2 separate regions of the Homo sapiens genome follow, and region 1 is linked to region 2. A link is a contact called in ENCODE Hi-C or POLR2A ChIA-PET data. All regions are on one chromosome and are shown on one strand. Each heading gives the region's core, a stretch centred on a gene start or an enhancer-like site at or near the end of the contact. The rest is flanking DNA. Distances are from core to core; before and after follow the strand shown.

The links. A loop is a pair of places that touch in the nucleus more often than their neighbours do. ChIA-PET counts read pairs that join two places held with the same protein, here RNA polymerase II (POLR2A). Pooled maps may share reads with other maps.
Region 1: a pooled map shows a loop between it and region 2 (2.6-fold over the local background). The contact joins the enhancer-like site here to the promoter of PEDS1 in region 2. A Hi-C loop is called at or near these places in 1 of 50 pooled maps. POLR2A ChIA-PET finds 5 or more read pairs at or near these places in 2 of 52 experiments (IMR-90 and WTC11).

Annotation. Positions count from the first base shown.
Region 1 is chr20:50,380,450-50,384,647 of GRCh38, reverse strand. No RefSeq gene overlaps it. Among named protein-coding and RNA genes, the nearest start is that of LINC01271, 61 kb to the right of the region's middle. Within about 2 kb of position 2,332, at least 12 of the 41 ENCODE cell types and tissues checked have a DNase peak (open chromatin) inside an H3K27ac peak, as active enhancers do.
Region 2 is chr20:50,151,630-50,155,782 of GRCh38, reverse strand. It overlaps PEDS1 (plasmanylethanolamine desaturase 1), which reads left to right and starts at 2,060. Exons shown (of 6, transcript NM_199129.4): 1 at 2,060-2,266. The coding sequence starts at 2,146. It overlaps PEDS1-UBE2V1 (PEDS1-UBE2V1 readthrough), which reads left to right and starts at 2,060. Exons shown (of 8, transcript NM_199203.3): 1 at 2,060-2,266. The coding sequence starts at 2,146. RefSeq lists a silencer at 1,627-2,306.

The sequences.
Region 1 (4,198 bases), core at 1,083-3,582, 230 kb before region 2:
ACAAGTCAGGAGTTTGATACCAGCCTGGCCAACATAGTGAAACCCCAGCTCTACTAAAAATATAAAACAATTGGGCGGGGCGCAGTGGCTCACATCTGTAATCCCAGCACTTTGGGAGGCTGAGGCAGGCAGATAACGAGGTCAGGAGTTCGAGACCAGCCTGGCCAACGTGGAGAAACCCCATCTCTACTAAAAATACAAAAAATTAGCTGGGTGTGGTGATGCACACCTGTAATCCCAGCTACTCAGGAGGCTGAGGCAGGAGAATCGCTTGAACCCAGGAGGCAGAGGCTGCAGTGAGCAGAGATCCGCGCCATTGCACTCCAGCCTGGGTGACAGAGCAAGACTCCATCTCAAAAAAAAAAAAAAAGAAGGAAGGAAGGAAGGAAAGGAAAGAAAGAAAGAAAGAAAGAAAGAAAGAAAGAAAGAAAGAAAGAAAGAAAGAAAGAAAGGGAAAGAAAAAGAAAGAAAGAGAGACAAAATAATTAGCTGAGCATGATGGCACACACCTGTAATCCCAGCTACTCGGGAGGCTGAGGCAGGAGAATTGCTTGAACCCAGGAGGCGAAGGTTGCAGTGAGTTGAGATCACGCCACTGCACTCCAGCCTGGGTGACAGAGTGAGACTGCATCTCAAAAAAAGAAAAAAAGAGATCTCTTGCATGTTTCCACGTGGCTGTTGTGCCTGTGCCCCCACTATCAGCAGCCATGCCCAGAATGGCCCATTGGTCCCAGGAAAAGGGCGAGGGACCCGTGAGGCAGAGCAGAGCCAGCCCAGCCAAGACAGCAGAACTCCAGCTGAACAGGAAATATATTAATGGGTCCAGCCAAGGTCCACCAACCTGCAGCCAACTCCCTATTCAAGAGAATAACAGGTTGGGGGTGGTTTCTCAGGCAGCATTCTTGTAGGCATAGGTGACTGATCCACGCTGTGAGATGGAAATGAAATCGCAGTGAGCTGAACTGAAAAGAGGATGGAACAGAAGAAGTTCCGGTGAATAGAGGTGGAGCAGACATTGTCAACTGCCCAACCACAGCTCTTTTCAACTCTCCTCCCTAGGTGGGAGAACACTTTTTTTTGAGGGGGCATCAGCACATGCCTTCAAGGAAGGGACCCCCTCCTGAAACTGAGGGGATAAAACAAGTCTCAGGATGGAAGCCCACACACTGAGGATGGTAGAATGCAAACAGAAAGAGAACACAGGTTTTGGAAGATGTCTTTCAGCCATTGTATCAACAATTCTTGAACTACTGGGGCAGACACTGCTCAGTGCCTGCCCAATGCCCTCGCTCCTTTTCTTCCTTGTTGACAGAACCCTGACTTTATTGGGATGGCAATGAGCCAGCAAAACGCACTCACTCCCCTAGACTGCCTTGCAGCCAGGAATGGCCACGTGATCCAGCATGACCAATGATATGAAAGCCAAATTTTCCCAGTGGGGCCCCCAGAAGAGCTTTCTGAAAAGAGACAAACATGGTGGACACACTGCTCTGCCCTTGTCCCCTCTTCCAGCCTGTAATGTGGACATGAGCTGAGGGTGGAATGGTCATGCTGCAATTATGGCCAACCATGAGGACAGAAGCCACATGTTCGAGATGGCTAAGCAAAAACTGGGAAAGTGACCAGGTGCGGCGGCTCATGCCTGTAATCCCAGCACTTTGGGAGGCTGAGACGGGCAGATCACTTGAGGTCAGGAGTTCAAGACCAGCCTCGCCAACATGGCAAAACCACGTCTCTACCAAAAATACAAAACTTAGCCAGGCGTGGTGGCGGGCGCCTGTACTCTCAACTACTCGGGAGGCTGAGGCAGGAGAATTGCTTGAGCACAGGAGGCAGAGGTTGCAGTGAGCCAAGATCACACCATTGCCCTCCAGCCTGGGCGATAGAGTGAGACTCTGTCTCAAAACAATAACAACAACAACAACAAAACTGGGAAAGAACCTGAACCCCTGGTAGCACCCCTGAGTCACCCCATCAGCTCTGGATGCCTCTGGATTTCTTGTAGCAGGGGACAATATAAATAAATGCTGCCAGGGGTCAGGGTCTGTGTTCCTCGAAGCTGAATGCATGCCTGTCAGAGCCGCCATGCCATCTCTGGGTTTTCTGAATGTACAGGAAGACACACTTCCTTAATGATAAAGTCATTTGAGTTGAGTTTCCCTGCCCCTTGCAGTTGCATGTGTCCCAGGGAATACCTGGGTTTTGTAGTGAGCTGACTTCTAACAAACTGAGATATGCCTGATTCTAGACTTGAGTGAAATGGGGAAAAGGGAACACTTTTGCCATTCCTGGAACACCCGCTGGTGAGACAGAGGCCACATGATTTCCTGTGCACGTTTCTGCCACGATCGTTCTAGTCCTTAGCTAAGGACTCAGGGTCTACTTCCACTTTTGATATCTGTGTACTAATCACCTTCAGGTAGGTTTTTCTCCCTGGAGGAAGAAGCCAAGGTTCAAGGAGGAAAATTTACTATCCAAGGCACGCAGCCAAAGCTAGACTGAAACCCAGGTCAGCCTGATGCTGAGACGATCCTTTTTTTCTCCTTTCTGGGTTCCTGTCTCCTCATCGGTAGAATGAAGAGATTATTCAAGATCAAAGTTTTTCAAAAATTTCGTTTCAAAGCAGGCAAAACCCTTTTACAACTGAACCTTTACTTGTCCAACCTATAAAAAAAAGATGAAAGAGAAACATCTCTGAGTAAGGAGGGTCAGGCTGCCTGCAGCTCCACCCCAAGCCCCATGGCCTACAGGCACCTTGCTGGAATCCTGGGATTTGGGGGAACTTTCAGGAAACGCCAGCCTAGATTATCTCAGGGCCTTTCGAAAAGTCTCTGATTTTTCAAATATTGCTAAAATGTTGCACAGAAGACAGGCACGCACATGGCAAAACAAAAACAAAAACAGAAGCCACAAGTTTTCCTTTCAACAGTGCAAACGGACAGGCAAAATATCATCCTTCCTCCCATCTCTGACTTGCCATTTTTACCACGCGAAAGTCAGGAAACCTGAGCATCTACCAGCAAATAGGTAAACACATTCCTCACTCTCTCCTTAAGACACACACAGACACACACACACAGACACACAGAGACACACACACACAGACACACAGACACACACACACAGAGACACACACACAAACACACACACGCACACACAGACACACACACACACACACACACAGACACACACCCACACACACTTTGTAGCATTCTATAATCACTGTTTTTCATCTCATTTTTCTAGGCTAATATTACATCTTGGCTGTTGTTTCAAATCAGTACAGCGATATCTGCTTTATTCACTTCAGTCTCAGCACAGGATTGAAATACTCTTTAATTCATGCAGCTACGAAGGCCCCTAATCTTGGATATTCACATTGTTTGGAGGCTTTTGTTATGTCAAAGGATGCTGCAATGAAGGTCCTTATATAATGCATCTAGGTGTACATGTGTTGATTTAGATCCTTCCTTCCTTCCTTCCTCCCTCCCTCCCCTCCCTCCCTCCCTCCCTCCTTCCTTCCTTCCTTCCTTCCCTCCTTCCTCCCTCTTTCTCTCTCGTTCTTTTTCTTCTTGCTTATTTTCATTTTCAAATTTTTATTCCACGAACATGTACCATTTGTATAATAATTAAAAGGGTATGTTTACAGACCCAGGACTCAAACTTCAGCCAAGTTAGATAAACAGCCCCACGCATAAGCACAATTCAGAAAGAAAAAAATCCAGCCCCTGCTGCTGAGGCCTGTTTGGCCGGGAGGTGGCATCGCTGGAGAATCTCATGCCAAGATCCAGCCCCTGCCTGTTGCGATCATCCTGGAGAGCAGGGCCTGGGTTCCAGTCCTGGCTGAGCCACGAACTTCCTGGGTGACCCAGGTAAATCACTGTGCTAAGTATGGTACCTTCTCTGGGGAGGTTGATGTTATTATTCCCACTTCCCAGATGAAGAATATTAAAGACTGAGAAATGAAGCACTTGCTAATCTCTCCTACATCAATCAAGAAGTCATCCGGCCTAGAAATGCACCCTGAGTCTTCCCTACCTCCCCGGCAAATATCACCTCACCCACGAGGATTGCCAGCTCTGCCCTCACAATAGAGCTTCTCCCTTACCAAATCCTCAGCATGGCCTTCGAGGCCCTCTGTGGTCTGCACCCCCACCTCTCCAGCTTCACCCACGTCCCCATCCCTGCACTGCACTCT
Region 2 (4,153 bases), core at 811-3,310:
CTCCTGGGTTAAAAAATCCAACTGTTGGATTAACTGTGCTGTTAATACTGATGCAAAACCAGCCAGCTTCACCGGAATTCACCAGGACTTGGGTTGCAACCCATCCCTGCCACTGGAAGGTGGCTTTTCCTTCCTGGGAGCAGGTGTGGGAAAGAAACGGAGGGAGCATAGGCCTGGGTGGGGACAGTGGCTGTCTATGGTAGGAACACTCAGGAAACAGCCCTGGGGTGACTGGTAGTGCAGGAATCCAGGACTTAAACCCTCAGAGAACCTGGATTCTGGAAGGGGATCTTACCTTCCCTCTCTGCTCCCCCAGCACCTTTCAGGACCTTCCACAGCCTCTAGGGAGGCTCCTATGTGATCTCACTGTATGGATTTTTTTTTTTTTTGAGACCAAGTCTCACTCTTGTCACCCAGGTTGGAGTGCAGTGGCGCCATCTCGGCTCACTGCAACCTCCACCTCCCAGGTTCAAGTGATTCTCCTGCCTCAGCCTTCCAAGTATCTGGGATAAGTAGCTTGCCTAATTTTTGTATTTTTAGTAGAGACAAGGTTTTACCATGTTGTCCAGGCTGGTCTCAAACTCCTGGCCTTAGGTGATCCACTGGCCTCGGCCTCCCAAAGTGCTGGGATTACAGGCCTGAGCCACCGCGTCCAGCCTGTATGGAATTTTTTTTTTTTTTTTTTGAGACGGAGTCTCCCTCTGTCGCCCAGGCTGGAGTGCAGTGGCGCGATCTCGGCTCACTGCAAGCTCCGCCTCCCGGGTTCACGCCATTCTCCTGTCTCAGCCTCCCGAGTAGCTGGGACTACAGGCGCCCGCCACCGCGCCCAGCTAATTTTTTGTATTTTTAGTAGAGACGGGGTTTCACCGTGTTAGCCAGGATGGTCTCGATCTCCTGACCTCATGATCCGCCCGCCTTGGCCTCCCAAAGTGCTGGGATTACCGGCGTGAGCCACCGCGCCCGGCTGCCTGTATGGAATTTCTATGAGAAATTATTGCATACTTTGTTGTCGGTTAGACCTGGGGTAAATCCCTGCTGCTGTCATTTATCTGCCGAAGTATTAGACGCATCTGGCTGAGCCTTAATTCATTCATCAAGCATTTATTGAGCTTCTACCATGTTCCAGCCCCGATCCTGGCACGGGGGCCCTGCTGTAAACAAAGCTGTTCTCTGCCCTCAGGAGCTTGCTCTCTGATAGGAGAGACAGGGACTGCAAGCTCAATCCCCACCAGAAGCGCTGTGAAGACAAAACAGGGTGATGTCACAGTGACTGGAGGAGGGGGCACCTTTGAGCAGGGTGGTGGTGGTGGGGCTCTCTGAGGAGGCAATACCATTGGTGTTTAAGAGTCAAATAAATGTTGCTCGTCTAGCTCTTGGTCCAGCACCTGACAGATATTAAGCGCTCAGCAAATCTCATAGTGACCCTAGTTGTCATTTTCATTAGTTTACTGTCCTCGCCACCGGGAGAACATGAGCTGGGGAGGATGCGGGGCAGGCTCGACGTTTCTCCTCTTTGGGCGCACAGCACAGAGCTGGCACACAGCTGATGAACACATGGCACCCGAAACCTCTGCACACAGTAGGGCTTGATAAACCAGCCCACTCTCCATCGGCCTCGCTAGGGAGCATCGTACAGAGCACCCGCCAAATGCTTCCTGGCCTCGGCCCCAGCCCGGCGCCCTGCCCTCGCGTTCCTTGCACACAGTGGGCGCTTAACGCTGCCGGCTCAAGAAATGCCCATTTCTGGGCCCTGCCTCGGCCCATTGCATGGGCCCGTGAACCGAAGCCTAGCTGGGCGGCGACGCGCCGCGAGCTCCCAGTGGGCTGGAGCCGGGAGCCCTGCCGGGGCTGAGCTGGGAAGGCGGGCACGCGCCTCCGCCCCAAGCTTCCGCGCCCAGCTGCGTCCAGCTGCGTCCCAGCCTCCGGCTCGCGGCGGTTGGCTGCGGCTCAGCGACGTCCGATTGGCCTGCGCGGCTCCGGCGCGAGCCCCGATTGGCTGTGACGCGCGGCCGGGCGAGGACCCCGCCCGCGCCGCCGCCGCGCCCGGCGCTGGGCGGTCATTGGGCGGCGTGATCTCGCCGCGGTTCCGCGGCCCTGCCGCCGCCGCCGCCAGCAGAGCGCACCGGGCCGATCGGGCGAGTGGCCATGGCGGGCGCCGAGAACTGGCCGGGCCAGCAGCTGGAGCTGGACGAGGACGAGGCGTCTTGTTGCCGCTGGGGCGCGCAGCACGCCGGGGCCCGCGAGCTGGCTGCGCTCTACTCGCCAGGTAAGACCTCTGGGCCCCCCTCCAGGCCTGCGGTCACCAGCCCCGGCTGCGGACAGCGACCCCAGACTGGAGTCCCAACCTCGGGCCCAGATGCGGAACTCCAGCCCGGGTGTCTAACTTGCAAATAGCAAGTTCGGGGACCCCACCCCAGTGTCCCTTCCGAACCCAAGCCAGAACCTTGGCCCCGGGGTTTCCTGGCTGCAGAGACACTCCCCAGATCAAGAAATTACCATGAGCTCCCTGGGCGACAAACGGAGCTCCCATCGGACCCGCAGATACGGAATCCTAGCCCCGGGGCATTCTCGGTTGTGAAGAGTGCTCCTAGACTTAGAACCCCACCCCCTCATCCCCCCAGGACCCGGTCCAAGCCCAAAGCTGCCCTTCAGCTGTAAGCACTGCCCTCAGGCCCCTAAAAGTCACACCTCATCCTGGGTTCCCCAGATCTGGAATCTACATCCTAGTACCTCCTCTGTGCCCTAGCCCAGGCCCTGGGCTGCAAACAATGACCTCACCTCCCTAACCTGGGAATGTCAGCCCCTCTGCCCAGGGAACCCTAACTCAGGGGCTTCCAGCTGCACGGTACCCCCCACACCCTTCCCCCAAAACCCCATCCTAGTGATAGCTTCAGTGGCTACAGACCGATATCCTCTCCCCAACCCTCCAGTGGTGAGCATCAGTCCTTGCCCCATATTCCTGGATCCCAGGCAGTGAGGGGACTGAATGTACCCCACTGTAAGCTCCCCTGTACATAAGCCCCAACTCTAGCTCTTGCCCCTCCCTCACATCCATGTATTGGCCCCTTCCTTAGGACTTGGGACTGGAACCCCCATATTCCCCAGACCAGATCATAAGTTGGAGTTCACCTCTCCCTCTCTGTCCCTTTCCCTCAGGCCACGGTTTCTCCCTAGCTTCTTCCTGCTTTGCTCACTGTATATGCTCCAGCAAGCACCCCCCCTACACCCACTTTTGTGACTCCTACGTGAGCCCTAGGAATTTTACTGTTTGGCCTCAGGAGGGCCCTATATCCCCAGGAGTTAAGGAAGTGCCTTTGAGAACTCCTGGTTCAGGTGACTGGGAGGCACCTCTACCTGGGTGTCACCATGGAATGAAGCTTTGTTTGTCAAATATCCTGACATCCTTCCTTTTTCTGTGGGGCAGCCACCAAGCACCACATGCAGCCCTTGCCTGGAGTGGGCCTGGGGTCACTAGCACCTTAGCTTTCTGCCCTCACTGGCCTGGGTTCCATGCCGTCTCTTCCTTAAAAGGCGGCATGGCCACGGACCATTTGCATTTCCTCACTGGGTCCTAGACCACTCCATTCTCTGTATGTGATTTTTCACACCTGACTTGGGCACCTGGTCCATGCCGCTATGGTTTCTTCAGGCCTATACCCAAGACACCCAGCCTATGGACTTAAAACCTCCTGCTCTCCTGGGGGTAGGCCAGGGTTAACATCCTGACTCTGTTATTCAGCTGTATGACCTGGTCCAAGCCACTTTCCGTCTCTGTTTCCCCTTGGTTTCCTTGCAAGTTAAAGTTTATCTGCCCCTTCGTGTTAGGAAGTGGAAATGAGATCGTCCACTGGCATTCAGTAGGCACTCCCTGTTGTTGTGTGGGTTTTTTTGTTGTTTTTTGTTTTGTTTTGTTTTATTTGTTTTGAGATGGAGTCTCACTCTGTTGCCCAGGCTGGAGTGCAGTGGCGTGATCTCGGCTCACTGCAAGCTCCTCCTCCCGGGTTCACGCCATTCTCCTGCCTCAGCCTCCTGAGTAGCTGGGACTACAGGCGCCCGCCACCATGCCCGGCTAATTTTCTGTATTTTCAGTAGAGATGGGGTTTCACTGTGTTAGCCAGGGTGGTCTCGATCTCTTGACCTTGTGATCCGCCCA